2 separate regions of the Homo sapiens genome follow, and region 1 is linked to region 2. A link is a loop called in an ENCODE intact Hi-C map of the cell type or tissue named here. Cell type or tissue: ascending aorta. All regions are shown on one strand.

Region 1 (8,000 bases), 450 kb after region 2:
GTTTCTCACACCTGTAATCCCAGCACTTTAGGAGGCCACGGCGGGTAGATCACAAGGTCAGGAGTTCAAGACCAGCCTGACCAATATGGTGAAACCCCGTCACTACTAAAGATACAAAAATTAGCCGGACATGGTGGTGGGTGCCTGTAATCCTAGCTACTCGGTAGGCTGAGGCAGGAGAATCGCTTGAACCCGGGAGGTGGAGGTTGCAGTGAGCCAAGATCAAGCCACTGCATTGCAGCCTGGGTGACAGAGCAAGACTCTGTCTTGAAAAAAAAAAAGGTTAAAAAACAACAAATAGGTAGTGTTTGGTGATAGGGAAGGATTTTAAGCCCAAGCTGGAGAAGTAGCCAGGGACTCAGTAAATAGCTAGACTTTGTTTTCAGATCATTAGGGAGCCACGGAAGCATTCTGAGCTGGGGAGTCCACAGTCAGTTTTTGTGTGAGCGAGGTCCTTCTAGCTGCCATGTCTAGTGGGTGGATTAGAGGTGGTAAGTCTGAAACTTGGACTGGAGCAGAGGCTGAAAGGCCAATCTGAAGGCCAAGGATGCCAGGGCCCTTCCCTACCCCAGATGCCCACCTTGTTGATGGCACAGCAGGTCCCTCTGCGGACAGCCACGCTGGTGGCTGGGACGAGACAAGACAGGTCGGCTCGGGCAGCCAGAACGTGTGCAATGGAGATGTCCGATTCTGGGGTCAGAACCTCTCGAATTGGGATCAGCACTGCCCTCATGGCCTCTCCTTGGGCCTGGAGTGGGGAGGAGGTAAGAGAAGGTACCCTGGAGCCCTTCCCCACGTGGGACCTGTCATCTTGGAAGCATTACTTTACCATTCAAGACCTCACTGCCCACAGCTCAAATAAATATTTATTTTTTGAGACAGGGTCTCGCTGTCACCCAGCCTGGAGTGTGGTGGCGTGATGGTGGCTCACTGCAGCCTCAATCTCCTGGGCTCAAGTGATCCTCCTACCTTAGCCTCCTGAGTAACTGAGATGGACAAGCATGCGCCACCATGCCCAGCTAATTTTTTTTTTTTTAATTTTTAGTAGAGACGGGGGTCTTGCTATGTTGCCCAAGGTGGTCTCAAACTTCTGAGCTCAAGTGATCCTCTTGCCTTGGCCTCCCAAAGTGCTGGGATAACAGGCATGAGCCACTGTGCCTGACTCTGCTCGTATCTCTTAAAGATGGGGTACACTTGGCCAGGCGTGGTGGCTCATGCCTGCAATCCCAGAACCTTGGAAGGCCAAGGCAGGCAGATCACCTGAGGTTGGGAGTTTGAGACCAGCCTAACCAACATGGAGAAACCCTGTCTGTACTAAAAAATACAAAATTAGCCCGGCGTGGTGGTGCATGCCTGAAATCCCAGCTACTCGGGAGGCTGAGGCAAGAAAATCACTTGAACCCAGGAGGCGGAGGTTGCGGTGAGCCAAGATCGCACCATTGCACTCCAGCGTGGCCAACAAAAGCAAAACTCCGTCTCAAAAAATAAAAAATAAAAAAAAAAGGCTGGGTGCAGTGGCTCATGCCTGTAATCCTAGCACTTTGGGAGGCCAAGACAGGCAGATCACAAGGTCAGGAGATCGAGACCATCCTAGCCAACATGGTGAAACCCTGTCTCTACTAAAAATACAAAAATTAGCTGGGCATGGTGGCATGTGCCCGTAATCCCAGCTACTCAGGAGGCTGAGGCAGGAGAATCACTTGAACCCGGGAGTCGGAGGTTGCAGTGAGCTGAGATCGCACCACCACACTCCAGCCTGGCAACAGAGTGAGACCCCGTCTCAAAAAAAAAAAAAAAATGATGGGGTATGCCTCTGAATATACTGCCAGCTCAGAGCTGGGAATTCAACAATACCCTGGGACCCTGAGATTCTAGGAGCCCCAAACCTCAAAAAATTATAAAATGTCCATGGCCTGAGAACCTGCAAGAGGGTGATACTCCTGGCCCTCATTCCTCCTCCCTGCAACTGCAGCCCCCACAACTGGGCCTCTCCAATTCTGCATGGTCCCCTGCCCACCACACCTCTGCCCGGTCACTCCAGTGGAAAGCAGATGTAGTGAGGTCAAGGCGCTTGAGGAGGAGGCAGCGGCGGCAGCGGTACTGATCTCTGAGGCTTTGGGACAGAGACTCCAACGCTTCCTGGGAGAAAAGGTCTCAAGGTCAGGCTAGGGGTCCCTCTCACTGCCACCTCTGATGAGGACACAGTTCACATTCAGTCAGTCGCACACAGTCTTACCCATCTGGGTGCATCTAGCGAGCAGCTGAGGAGGGGCTGCAGGGACCCTGGGGGCAGAGAAGGCTGCAGCTCTGAGATCTGATGGGAGAAGAAGTCAGAGGCCAACTGGGGCAGAGAGGATGGGCCCCTCTGTAAACTCAGCTCCCCACACCCCTGAGGACCTAGGCCACAGATGTGAGAATGCCAGTCACAGCTCCAGAAAAAACAGGCCAGTGGTTGGAATACTCCTTCCAGAAGTGGAGAGAGGACCCCCACCCCCACAAGGAAAGTGGGGTAGCCCAGGTCGGGAGGGGACTCTGACTCTCTACCTTAGCATGCAACTCCTGCAGCAGCTGGCTGGCGGGGGTCCCTGGTGCAGGTCTGGGCAGCCCCAGGGCTTGGAGGGTAAGGTCCAGTTCTTGGACCATGCCGGCTCCCTCCACTACCCCTTCACCAAGGGGTGGCCTAGGACTCGGATCCAGCAGAGAGCGGAGGCACAGGAGGCGGGTGGCTTGGAGCTCTGAGCAGAGAAAGCCTGAAAGTAATAAATGGGTGCTGTGCACTCAGGGAGGCTGCTACCCACTCATCCATCTTGGTCAAAAAGCTCCACTGATGGCCGGGTGCGGTGGCTCACACCTGTAATCCCAGCACTTTGGGAGGCAGAGGCGGGCGGATCACGAGGTCAGGAGATGGAGACCAGCCTGGCCAACATGGTGAAACTGTGTCTCTACTAAAAATACAAAAATTAGCAGGACATAGTGGTGAGTGCTTGTAATCCCAGCTACTCGGGAGGCTGAAGCAGGAAAATCGCTTGAACCAGGAAGTTGGAGGTTGCAGTGAGCTGAGATCATGTCACTGTACTCCAGCCTGGCAACAGGGCGAGACTCCATTTCAAAAAAAAAAGAGGCTCCACCGGCTTTAAAACCTCCACCTTTGCCCAGGCACAGTGGCTCATGCCTGTAGCCTGTAATCCCAACACCTTGGGAGGCTGAGGTGGGAGGATCGCTTGAAGCCAGGAGTTGAAGACCAGACAGGGCAACATAGGGAGACCCCACCTCCACTTAAAAACAAAACAAAACAAAATCCTCCACCTTCTAGTCCCCCCCACCTAAAGCCTTCCAGAGTAAGCCCCACCTTGAGACCCTGTCCCCTCCTACGAATTCCACTCCTGCCCACTTTGAAACCTCAAGCCTTCCTCCTAATCCAACCCACTTGAGCTCCTAGGCCCTCCAATTAAAATTCTAACCCCGGGCCGGGCGTGGTGGGCTCACGCCTGTAATCCCAACACTTTGGGAGGCCGAGGTGGACAGATCACCTGGGGTCAGGAGTTCGAGACCTGCCTGGCTAACATGGTGAAACCCCGTTTCTACTAAAAATAGCCGAGTGTGGTGTCGCGCGCCTGTAATCCCAGCTACTCGGGAGGCTGAGGCAAGAGAATCACTTGAACCTGGGAGGTGGAGGTTGCAGTGAGCCGAGATCACGCCACTGCACTCCAGCTTGGGTAACAAGAGTGAAACTCCATCTCAAAAATAATAATAATAAAATAAATAAAAAATAAAACGAAATTCTACCCCCGCCCATTTTAGAGCGCTCTGCTTGCCCCAACATGCTCACCCCACCCACCTCGTACCCTCTGGGCCGCCCCAAAGTTCTGACCACACCCCTTGGGAACCTCGATTTCCCCTAAAAAGTCAGAGCCCGCCGCTCCGGAGGCCATGGCCTTGCCACTTCTGCATCCCGGGACTCACGCAGCAGGCGCAGTCCGGCACCGGGTTCCCGAAGCGCAGCCGCGCCATCCCCGCCGCAGAGCGCGCGATCCGGGCAGTGCAGCTCCCGCAGCAGGCTGCCGAGCTGCCGCAGAAAGTCCTCCTCCGCGCCAGGGCCTGCGAGGACAGGGGTGTCAGGGCTCGGTGGCCCCGTGGCGGCCCCCCTGCCACCCTCCCGCTCCGTGTTTACCGTCGCCGGCGCTCAGCACCTCCGCGCCCGCCTCTCGCTGCTGCTCGAGGGCGCCCAGCGTCGCCAGCTCCGCCGCCAGCCGCACGCACAGCCCCCTGAAGTCTGGGCATGAGGCGCCCCGCGACGCCGCCCCCGGGACACCTCCATACCTGTGGGGACCGAGGCAGCGGGAGGGGGCGGGGATGTCACTGGGAATCCCTTTTCGTCCGCGTCCAGGGGGCAGACCTGGCCTTCCTGCACCCACCAGCCTCACCGCACACCCTTTTACCCCAGAGCCAGCAGGTCCTGGGCCACCGCGGCCCCCTCCCACGCTTCCGCCTTCACCGCCTCCATGAAAGTGTGGTCTCGGCGCGCCCCCTGGCGGCCGGTGGCAGGCTCCGCCCCAAAAGCGCCGCGCGCACGAGCTCCCCGCAGCGTCCGGCGGCACTGACCAATCGGCATCTTCCCGCGCAGGGGCTTGGGTGCTCCCATTGGCGCAGGAGGACGCCGAACCCGCCCCGGGGCCCGCCCGCCCCGCCCCTCGGCTAACCTGTCGGGGTTGTAGGAACGCCCCCTGGAGCTGTAAATTGCAGTGCGTTCGGGATCTCCGCTGTCAAGACAAGCTGGCGGCGGGTGTCACTGTTGCGGCGACATAAAAACAACTTCGGTGCCATTTTCCTTTTCCTCCCTCAGTTGTCTTCTGCTGGTGTTTTGTTGGTTTGTTTTTGAGGCAGATTTCGCTCTATCGTTCAGGCTGGACTGCAGTGGCGCCATCGCGGCTCACTGCAGTCTCGACCTTCTGGGCTCAAGAGATCCTCCCGCCTCAGCCTCCCAGCTAAATTTTTAAAAATCAGTCAGCCTTGGTGGCTTACACCTAGTAGCTGGGACCACAGGCGCAGACCACCGCGCCTGGCTGATTTGTTTTTAATTTTTTTGTAGAGACAAGGTTTCCTCATGTTGCCCAGCCTGGTTTCCAACTGCTGGGTTCAAGCGATCCGCCTGCCTCGGCCTCCCAAAGTGCTGGAATTACAGGCGTGAGCCACTGCAACCGGCCAATTTTTTTTTTTTTTTAAAGTTTTGTAGAGGCCGGGCACGGTGGCTCACGCATGTAATCCCAGCACTTTGGGAGGCTGAGGTGGGTGGATCACTTGAGGTCAGGAGTTCGAGACCAGCCTGGGCACATGGTGAAACCTCATCTCTAATAAAAATACAAAAATTAGCCGGGCGTGGTGGCACACGCCTGTAGTCACCACTATTTGGGAGGCTGAGGCAGGAGAATTGCTTGAGCCCGGGAGACACAGACTGCAGTGAGCCAAGATCGCGCCACTGCACTCCAGCCTGGGGACAGAGCAAGACTCCGTGTCAAAAAAGAAATAAAGTTTTGTAGAGAGGGGTCTAGCTATGTCGCCCAGGTTTGCCTCTAACTCCAGTGTTCAAGCAATCCTTCCCTCTCAGCCTTCCAAAGCTTGGGATTACAGGCTTGAGCCAGTGTTCCTGGCCCTGTCCTCTGCTCTTAAAGCAGCCCAGACGGAGTGGTGTTCACCCAACTCTGCCTAAAATCCAAAACTTCCTCCCTCCTTTCCACCTCAGGGTTTGAATTACATAAGGGACCCAGGAATCCCAGCACACCCCTCACACACCAGGCCCTCCTCATCGATCACGATGTGCCTGTTAGGCCTTCACTCCTCTCCCTCTTAGGCCTTGGAGTGAGCAGGTGCAATGCACCATAGTGGTTAAGAGATTACACCCTAGGAATCAGGCAAAGGGTTAGGGCTTGATTCTGTTACTCGCCAGCTCCATGTTCCTGCCAAATTGCTTCCCATCTGTATAATGGGGATAATAGTACCTACCTCTTAGAGTTGTTGCTGAGGATTAATTAGAGTTTCATATGTAAAAAGTGCTTAGCAGATATATAGGGAGTACTTAATAAGGAATAACTAATATATATACAGCATTTAATGTGTACTATTGGGCGAAGTATCTTATCTCTTTTACAGAAGAGAAAACTAAGGTTGAGAGAAGATAAGTCACAGAGTGAATTCATGGTGATGCCAAGGCTTGAAGATGAAATTCCAGACTCTATACTCTTAAACCACGGAACCTATTTCCACTGTTACTACTGCTGTTGTTTTGTTGCTGTTGCTAAGTAAACATTGTGTCAGATCTAATCTCTTCCTTACTGTATCCTGGTATCCAGTAGTTCCTAGACAATTCTGCTGGAAGTTGGGGGTGGACCAGGAGCCTGGAGGGAAGAACAGGGGTAGAACTTGTTCCTTAAGGGCAGATACGAGTAACCCCATAACCCTGTTTACCCCAAGGCAGGACACTTGGGGGGCTATTTTTTGACATAAATCAAATGTTAAAAATTGCCCAGAGGTGGGCCACAGTGGCTCACACCTGTAATCCCCGCCTTTCAGGAGGCTGAGGTGGGAGGATCGCTTGAGCCCAGGAGTTTAAGACCAGACCAGGCACCATAGTGAGAACATGTCTCTACAAAAACATTTTTAAAATTAGCCAGGCTTGGTGGTGTGCACCTGTAATCCCAGCTACTCGGGATGCTGAGGTGGGGGGATCACTTGGGCTCATGAGTTTGAGGCTGCAATGAGCAGTGATCATGCCACTGCACTCCAGCCTGGGTGATGAACTCAATTTAAAACAAAAAAAAAAATTGCTCCAGCCAAAAACCTGGACTTACTATCTTGACTCCTCTATCTCAAATCCCATACATAAATCTGTGGGTTCTATTTACAAAGTAGGCCCAACACCTGCCCACTTCTCCACCCTTCAGGGCCCTCACCCTGGGCCTGTCCGCTGCTGTCTTGTCCTGAACCATCACAGCAGCCTCCTCTCTGTGAAGCTGTCCCCCACCCCACTCCTACTCTGCTGACCACATGCAGCAGAAGGAGCCTGTGAACTGAGTCAGGTCACATGCCTCCCATGTTTGAAATTTCCTGTGGCTCCGTCTCACTCAGGGTAAAAACCTAAGTCCATTCAATGCCCTTCAAGGCCTGACAGATCTGCCCCATCGCCTCTCTGCCCTCATCTCCTAGCGCTCTCTTCTCTGCTTCCTCCCCTCTCAACACTCTAGCTCCCTGAAGCTCCTCAGACTTACCGGACACACTCCTGTCTCAGGGCCTTGCACTGGCTGTTCCCTTTACTTAAAATACCCTTCCCTGCAGACATCCCCAGAACTCCCTCACCTCCGTCAGGGCTTTGTTCAAATGCCAGCTCCTGGCTAGGCACAGTGGCTCACACCTGTAATCACTTGGGAGATTTCCACCTGGAATCACTTGGGAGACCAAGGCAGGTGGATCACTTGAGGTCAGGAATTCGAGACCAGCCTGGCCAAAATGGTGAAACCCTGACTCCACTAAAAATACAAAAATTAGCCGGGCGTTGTGGCACCCACCTGCAGTCCCAGCTACTCAGGAGCCTGAGGCAGGAGAATCACTTGAACCCAGGAGGCAGAGGCTGCAGTGAGCAGAGATCATGCCACTGCACTCCAGCTTGGGTGACCGAGTCAGACTCTGTCTCAAAACAACAAATGCCAACTCCTGAGGAGGGTCTAACCTGGCCACTCTAGCTAAAATGGCATGTATCCCCCATTCCCACTTTTTTTTTTCTTTCTGCTTTCTATCATTTCTAACATATTAAGTCATTTACTTATTGTCTCCCCTACTATAAAGCTCATAAGCTCTTTGCAGGAGGGACTTTTGTCTGTTCTGCCCACTGCTTTATCTCCAGTGCTTTCAACAGGGCTTGGCACATAATTAGGTGCTCAATAAATGCATTTGTTGAGTGTCTTATAAAACTCAGCTTGAGGGTCTGATGGGAGAAGGGAGAATTTAAG
Region 2 (8,000 bases):
GAAGATATCACTAGGAATGGTCACAGCAGCATTACTATTTTTTCTTTATTTTATTTATTTATTTATTTTTTACTTTTATTTATTTATTTTTGAGACGGAGTCTCGCTCTGTCGCCCAGGCTGGAGTACAGTGGAGCGATCTCGGCTCACTGCAAGCTCCGCCTCCTGGGTTCACGTCATTCTCCTGCCTCAGCCTCCCCAGTAGCTGGGACTACAGGCGCCTGCCACCATGCCCAGCTAATTTTTTTTTTAATTTTTTTTTTATTTTTAGCAGAGACGGGGTTTCACCGTGTTAGCCAGGATGGTCTTGATCTCCTGACCTCGTGATCCAGCCGCCTCAGCCTCCCAAAGTGCTAGTATTACAGGTGTGAGCCACCGTGCCCGGCCTATTTTATTTATTTTAGTTTTTTGAGACAGAGTCTCACTCTGTTGCCCAGGTTAGAGTGCAGTGGCACAATCTCGGCTCACTGCAAACTTCACCTCCCGGGTTCAAGCAATTCTCCTGCCTTAGCATTCTGAGTAGCTGGGATTACAGGCGCCTGCCACCACGCCAGCCTAATTTTTGTATTTTAAGTAGAGACCGGGTTTCGCCATGTTAGCCAGGCTGGTCTCGAACCCCTGACCTCAAGCGATTCTCCTGCCTCGGCCTCCCAAAGTGCTACGATTACAGGCGTGAGCCACGGCGCCCAGCCATATTTTTCTGGGGTGTTGTTTGTTTTTGAGACAGGGTCTCGCTTTGTCAGCCTCCACCTCTTGGGCTCAAGTGATCCTTCCGCCTCAGCCTCCCCAGTAGCTGGGACTACAGTTGCACGCCACCACGCCCAGCTAATTTTTTTGTATTTTATGTAGAGAGAAGGTTTCACCATGTTGCCCAGGCTGGTCACGAGCTCCTGGACTTAAACAATCTGCCCACCTCGGCCTCCCAAAGTGCTGGGATTACAGGGGAAGCCACCGTGCCCGGCTGGCATGGGTTTACAAGGATCTGCAAGGGTCCGATTAAGTTTTGTGTGGATTAAGAACGGGAGCGACCTGCTCTTTCAGAGGCTGCCCAGCTGTGGTAATTTTTCGCGGTTCTTCCACTCTCTGGGCCAGTTTTACTTCAACTGTGAAATGGGGGTAGTCCTCTAAGGTCCCGTTTCCATTCTCTGCATTCCTCATGACGACCCAGACGAAGCTCCTACTGCCATCCCCCTAACGGATGAGGAAGGCTAAGTTACTTTCCTAAGGCCAGAGACAGTAAATGCAGCTTCCACGTTGGAACCCCGGTAGGGTGGCTCCAGTCCCCTGCTCTGAACCCCCCATCTCTACAGCCTACCCCATCACCCTAATAAGCCCTGCAAGTGCAGTGGTGATGCGTCTGCTCCGGCGTCAGACCAGCCCCGCCATGCCACTTGCAAGCTGTGGCATCCTGGGTTAGTCACTTGCGTCCCTCCAGCCCATTTCCTTATGTGAGCAATGTACACCCCAAACACTTGCCTCAGCCAAGACACTTGCCTGACCAGGAGGAAAGATGCGCGAGTCTCAAACAACTGCGTGACTTTCCGTCTGCGGGGGGCGGGGGTGGATTTTTGGGGAAAAGGGACGCGGAGCCCGAACACCGCGGCTCCAAGGTCTTCCCGCTCCTTTCTCGCCTGGTTTCCTCCATTCCCCCGCGGGGCGACCCTCGGTCTCCTGCCGTGTCCCCGCTCCCGCGCCCCCTGCCCCCAATTTTTCTTCCCCCCACGGGGCTGAAAAAAGGTCGTGGTCCCTTTAAGGCCCGCCCCTCCCTCTCCCAAAACTTCCCAGTGTCTGCTCTTTTCGATCCGGGACGGCCGGTCAGGCTCGCCGCCGAGCTGGTAGGGGCTGGGGGCGAGGGGTGCGGGAAGGTGACCGGGGCACTGGCGGGCGGCGCCGCGCGCGGCCGGGGGCCAGGGTCCGAGCAGCGGGGTGGGGGCGGGGCGGTGGCCGGGAGCGCGGGGGGTGCGGGTCACCAGGCCGGGCCGGCGGCCTGGAACGTGCGGCGCCGGGGAGACCGTTCCGCCGTGCTCCGGCCGTGCGCGCCGGCGCGAGGGGCGTCCGGGCCGGCCGCGGGGGCGGGGAGGGGAGGGGCCCTCTCTCTCCCCCTCCCCCCACCGCATTCCTCTGACGTTGGGACGGAGCGACCCCGCCCTTCGTCGCGACCGGCCCGGCCTCCTCCCGTCACGCGGGCCACGTGCTTCAGACGCGGCCCCGCCCCCGTCTCTGTTCCGTTGGCGTGGTCGGATCTTCCTGGTGTCCGGGGGAGCTGACCGAGGTCCCCAGCAAGGCCCCCTCCCCTAACTTTATTTCCCCTCACCGGCAGAGCCACCAGGCCTGTCCCCTCTTGTATTGCCATAAACCCCATTTTTTCTGATAGGGTCTCGCTCCGTCGCCCACGCTGGAGTGCAGGGGCGCGATCACGGCTCACTGCAACCTCGAAATCCGGGGCTCAAGCGAGCCTTCCGCCTTGGCCTCCCCAAGTGCTGGGATTACAGGTGTGAGCCACCACACACGGCCTCCATTTCAAACTTAGTTTCCACCCGGACCTCAACTCGAAATCCCCCATCAGCCGGGCAGAAAGGTCCTGGAGCACTTTTGGGGCGTCCGCCGCGTTTCTCACGACGCTAGCTTCGCTTTTATTTCTTTTCCCCCCTTTGGCGATATCGTCACTTGCCAATAGCTTCGCTAAGGTGTTCCCCCCCACACCCTGCGCGGGCAGCCCCATAATGTTAAATGCCGTAGGACGGGATCCCGGGTTAATCCCCGTTTGACCCCGCTGCCTGCGCGTGATAACTGGGGCGCGCTCCTCTCCACCCCCCAGGCTCCGCCAGTTGGGCTTCGCCGGAGTCTGGAGATACCCTCCGACATTCTCTTGGTGCAGTGCGGGTGGTCTTACCCCGCCCTTGAGGAAGAAAGGCCCGACGCAGGCACAGATCACAAGAACGCCTCCCCTGTGCAGGGGGCTTGCACTGTGCCAGGTGCTGTACTGGGCGCTTGGTAGGTGGCCACCCTCTCCAGGGTCGGGGCCAGGACCTCCTGTGGTGCTCAGAGGGGTCGAGCTGTCAGGTGAAAACCACTGGCCCGAGTTATGGCTTTGAAGGGAATCCTGGGGGTCTGGGATGGCAGGGACCTGTTAATTTAGATCGCACGGACAAGATGACTTGGCCCTTAGCTCCTGCAGGAGGGGTAGTGGACTATTGCAGGTGGAAGGGACTGCATGGGCACACATGGAGAGTGCGCGGAAGAGCCTTCTCCCAAGGGAAACTGAAAGGGGTTGCGGCTGAATTTAGAACTGGACAGGGTCCGAAGACAGTCGGCAGCAGCGAGTGGTTTTCTACTGAGGAAAAGGCTCAGATTTGGGATTTTAACAATTCCTCCTAGAGGTAGAAATGAACACGGTATAGTGATGGCGACAGAGATACCCTGGGAGTTCCTGTCAATCTTGGTCTAGCCTTCCGGCGCACACACAGCGGTCGCTCCATAAGGGGGCCCCGCCTCTGGGCGGTGCCTGAAAGCGTATTTGCGCATGCGTTCTCGCCTTCGCTCGTTTCGTATACTGCACCAAAGAGCGCCTACCCTGGGGCGGGGCTCCCCATTTCATCCAATCAGAGCGTATCAACAGTCCTACCATCTGGTGAGAGGGTGCGCTCCACTCTCCATTGACCAATCAGTGGAGACGCAGAAGAATGGGCATCTGTAACCACCACTGGAGAGAGACCAAAAAAGGGCGGGGCTTCCTTGTCTCCTTGCGAAGTGGCGCGGGAAGGTCGTCATTGTGACTGGTGCTGACGGATTAGCGAGGAGACCAATGAAAGTGGGAGGGAGGCGGAGATTCTTGGGAGGTTTAGAGCGCCGTTCCTATCAGGTGCTTTTAGGGAGGCCAGCAGCGCCAGAAATCCGACCTATCAAATTGGATTTTATTTTAAGGCGGCGGGGTCGACGGAAAGACTGGCAGAAAGCGACCACCTATAAGGAGTGTCTCAGACAAACAAGGGCGGGCCCTCCTGCAGAACGGCGTGGGCAATGTCCAATAAGCGCGCAAGGCGTGTGGCGGCCTACCCTCCCCCCGCGGCGGGACCAGTGGCTCCCCCTATCGGGTGGGGGCGGCGGGTGACGGGCGTGTCCCTCCCCCAATGAGAGGCGGGGGGAGGCGGGTTCTGCGCCGCCATGTCGCGGAGGCTGCTGCCCCGGGCGGAGAAGCGGCGTCGGCGGCTGGAGCAGAGGCAGCAGCCGGACGAGCAGCGGAGGCGGTCGGGAGCGATGGTGAAGATGGCGGCGGCGGGCGGCGGAGGCGGCGGTGGCCGCTACTACGGCGGCGGCAGTGAGGGCGGCCGGGCCCCTAAGCGGCTCAAGACTGACAACGCCGGCGACCAGCACGGAGGCGGCGGCGGTGGCGGTGGAGGAGCCGGGGCGGCGGGCGGCGGCGGCGGTGGGGTGAGGCCAGGGCCCTAGGCGCTGGGAAGGCCGGGAACTGGGGGACAATTTCCCAGCTTGAGGGCATTTTATTTTTTGAGGGGGGCCTCTGCGCACGCGCCCAGGCCATCGCGTCGTTGACGGTGTGGGGGAGGGGCGGCCGTTGGGCAAACGGCGGGGTTTGCGCGAGGACAGGCGCCTGCGCGTGCGCGGGGTCCGGAGCGGGGTGTGGGGGAGCGCAGAGGAAGTAGCTCGTGAGGCGAATGGCCCAGTGCGCAGGCGCCGCGGGCTGGCGTGTGGGGGCCGGGCACGCGGCCCGGCCGGTTTTTTTCCCCTTTATCATTTTCTTCGCTGGCTCCATGCGCAGGCGCAGTGTTCCCGCCCGGCCTCGTGGGCGGTTAGGGGAGCGCCTGGTGAGCGGGAACGGGTGGGCGGCGGCCTTGTTCTCTAGAGTGGGGAATTCCGTCTGATGGCAGCTTAATCTCTAAGGCCCAGCCTTGTGTCTATACAGAAATGGATGTGTTTGAGCCTAGATGCTCTCATTTTTGTAGGCATTGAAAATGGGAAGAGGACTTGTGAAATGCACTTTTAGCCTTTTAGGAGTTGAGCGAAGCCTTGAAACCATCACAAGTTTGCTTACAGTTTCCGGGGATTCACTGGGTACCGAGGATTTGATAAACCAAACTATTTCCTGGCCATGTTGGAAGCATTTCGACCCCCTGTAATCAGTCCCTCCGAAAACACCAGTCGTTGCTTTTGGAGTGGGGCCCAGTCCCCACTCTTTCCAAAATCTTGAAGTCTTACAGGGCCGCCTATTTGCAGGGTTTTCCAGGGTTTAGGGGTTACGAGTTGCTAGCGTTTTAATCTTGGCCTTGTCCCACACATTTTAAAGACATCTTAATTGAAAATCCTTAACGCTTCCTGAGGTTGGGGGAGATACTGGGATTCCCGATTTACAAAGGAGGAAATGGGCCAGGAGAGAGATGAGATGAGGTGAATTACTGTAGGTGGCACAGCTAGTGAGGGGCAGGGCTGGAGTTAGAACTCCCATTTGTGGGAGCTGCTAACCTGGCGGGAGTGCCTCACCCTGTGGTTCGCGTGGATCGCTCCTGAAATAGAATCCAATTCTACCCACCTTCCACGCACTTCTGCCCAGTGATTCTCAGACAGGGGGCCGGCCCCAGAGCCCAGGAGAGGCGGAAGAGAGTTAATCTTTCTCCTGATGACCAGAGGCTTTTGTCGGTGGGTGTAAGATACTTCTCTTAGGAAGGAGCAGTCGGTTCTTAATGGTATGGGTTGGAGTCTCTGGTCTTTCTAAAAGACTTTCCATCCGGGAGTGGGGGCTCATGCCTATAATCCCAGCACTTTGGGAGGCTGAGGCAGGCAGATTACCTGAGGTCAGGAGTTCGAGAACAGCCTGGTCAACATGGCAAAACTCCGTCTCTACTAAAAATACAAAAAAATTAGCCAGGTGTGGTGGCGAGGGCCTGTAATTCCAGCTACTCGGGAGGCTGAGGCAGGAGAATCGCTTGAACCTGGGAGGCGGAGGTTGCAGTGGACTAAGATCACGCCATAGCACTCCAGCCTGGGTGACAGAGTGAGACTCCATCTCAAAAAATAAATAAAAGACTTTTCTTGTCTGGTTTTTCTTAGTCTGACCTAGGCAGTAATTTCCAAAGCAGATTTTGGTGGGAGGGCGATTCAAGACTAGAAGGGGTCAAGACTGGCCTGGCTGCCCCAGTTTCTGGGGCATGTGTTGTTTTTTGCCCTGACTGAACCTGGGTGTGAGTGGTGGGGAACAGGTGTGCTTAGCTAGATGATGGTGGCTCAGCCAGTTAAAGGGCAAGGAATTTGGGGCACATGCAAAGGGGATGTCCTCATTCAAACTGTAGCAGATAGCTGTTAGAGCCCTTGCTGCCAGTGTATCTCCTTTTCCAGCTACTCTTTTCCCATGTTTCCTTGGTCGAGTGGACCAGTGGGAAGAGAGGGGGGTCCCTGGAAGAACGTAAGATTTGGGACTTGTGTGGCCCTCCCTCCGTTATACCTTCCTCAGAAGCTACAGCAAGAGCCAGTGGGCAAGTGATCACCCACTCAGGACCACTGTTCTGCTGACCCAGAATCCTTCTGGGCTGATTGGCTTCAATTGCTGCCCCTAGTCTTTCCTGTGCATCCTTCACGGATGACCTCCAACTGTTTTATCTGACTGGGTCTACAACAGTACAGAGGCCAGTGGGGCGTCATCTTGTACAGCAAGAAAATAATTCTTGTTTTTGCTTCCTTTCTCAGGAGAACTACGATGACCCGCACAAAACCCCTGCCTCCCCAGTTGTCCACATCAGGGGCCTGATTGACGGTGTGGTGGAAGCAGACCTTGTGGAGGCCTTGCAGGAGTTTGGACCCATCAGGTACTGGGCTCAGAGGCCAGGTGTTGGGCTTCCAAAGTTGACTCCTGGGTGTCCTTGTGTGTCCACGATTTCTGGTTGGAAATAGTGATTTTGTTGCCATCCTGGTCTAGATTCTGTGGCCGCTCTGCTTTTGGGTTGGCCATTGTACTTTGTGTCAGATTACAGCAAGTTCCATGACCCTTTTTCCTTCCTTCGTTTTTCCTCTGCCTTGTAGTTTCTAGTCAGTGTTCTCTTTTTCAGACAGAGCAAGGTCTCGCTTTGTGGCCCAGGCTGGAGTGTAGTGGTGCAGTCTCACCCAGGCTCAGGCAGTCCTTCTGCCTCGGCCTGCTGAGTAGCTGGGACTATAGGCATGCGCCACCATGCCCGGCTAATTTTTACATATATATATTTTTTGTTTGTTTGTTTGTTTTGAGACAGTCTCTTGCTCTGTCGCCCAGGCTGGAGTGCAGTGACAATCTCAGCTCACTGCAAGCTTTGTCTCGTGGGTTCACGCCATTCTCCTGCCTCAGCCTCCCGAGTAGCTGGGACCACAGGCGCTGGCCACCCCACCCGGCTAATTTTTTGTATTTTTAGTAGAGATGGGGTTTCGCTGTGTTAGCCAGGATGGTCTCAATCTCCTGACCTCGTGATCTGCCCGCCTCGGCCTCCCAAAGTGCTAGGATTACAGGCGTGAGCCACTGCGCCCGGCCTAATTTTTATATTGTTCTGTAGAGGTGAGGTTTTGCCATGTTGGCCAGGCTGGTCTCAAACTCCTAGGCCCAAGCAGTCTGCCCACCTAGCCCTCCCAAGTTTTAGGGTTACAGGCATGAGCTACTACTGCTCCTGGCCAGTGTTCTTTCATTCAGCAAGTAGTTACTGAATATTTGGTGCATGCTATATACTGCAAATACAGTAGTGAGCTGTATCTGGATGCTTCTCTTAGAAAGTTGCCCTCCTAGAGTGATTTGCACTGTCATAGTGTAAGCTCAAGAAGCCGTCTGTGGGTGGCATCTGACAGTCTGGTGAGGAGAGGTCAGGAAGGCTTCCCAGAGGGACATGATGGCTCAGCTAGACCTCTTTGGCTTTTGGTACTACTTGTGGCACAGGGTGTTCAGGTCGGGGAACCATGATAGGGTTGCAGAGGAGTTCAGAGGCCATGGAGGAGTCAGTTCTCAAAAAATCAAATGATACCCTCCTCCTGTCTACA

The links. Peaks named below come from ENCODE experiments on the same cell type or tissue, not always from the same donor. Only the 100,000 strongest peaks of a DNase experiment are listed, where the experiment ranks them.
Region 1: it touches region 2 in a loop (6-fold over the local background); 4 of 110 quality-filtered maps call a loop at or near these places.

What each region holds. Positions count from the first base shown.
Region 1 is chr19:38,399,658-38,407,657 of GRCh38, reverse strand. It overlaps FAM98C (family with sequence similarity 98 member C), which reads right to left and starts at 4,565. Exons shown (of 8, transcript NM_174905.4): 1 at 4,440-4,565; 2 at 4,172-4,320; 3 at 3,964-4,098; 4 at 2,545-2,750; 5 at 2,237-2,314; 6 at 2,023-2,139; 7 at 581-748. The coding sequence starts at 4,504. RefSeq lists silencers at 4,059-4,258, 4,449-4,778, 7,341-7,499. In ascending aorta, a CTCF peak has its summit at 4,535 (motif pointing left); DNase peaks (open chromatin) are centred at 2,594, 3,997 and 4,577; H3K4me3 peaks cover 2,043 bases; H3K27ac peaks cover 576 bases; H3K27me3 peaks cover 772 bases.
Region 2 is chr19:38,846,130-38,854,129 of GRCh38, reverse strand. HNRNPL (heterogeneous nuclear ribonucleoprotein L) reads left to right here and starts at 4,144. Exons shown (of 13, transcript NM_001533.3): 1 at 4,144-4,430; 2 at 6,696-6,814. The coding sequence starts at 4,164. RefSeq lists enhancers at 941-1,585, 3,367-3,436, 3,767-3,856, 4,007-4,944, 5,017-5,106 and 1 more and silencers at 1,907-2,286, 4,007-4,266, 4,277-4,816. In ascending aorta, CTCF peaks have their summits at 3,336 and 4,095; DNase peaks (open chromatin) are centred at 1,611, 2,159, 3,679, 4,679 and 2 weaker places; H3K4me3 peaks cover 5,519 bases; H3K27ac peaks cover 5,303 bases.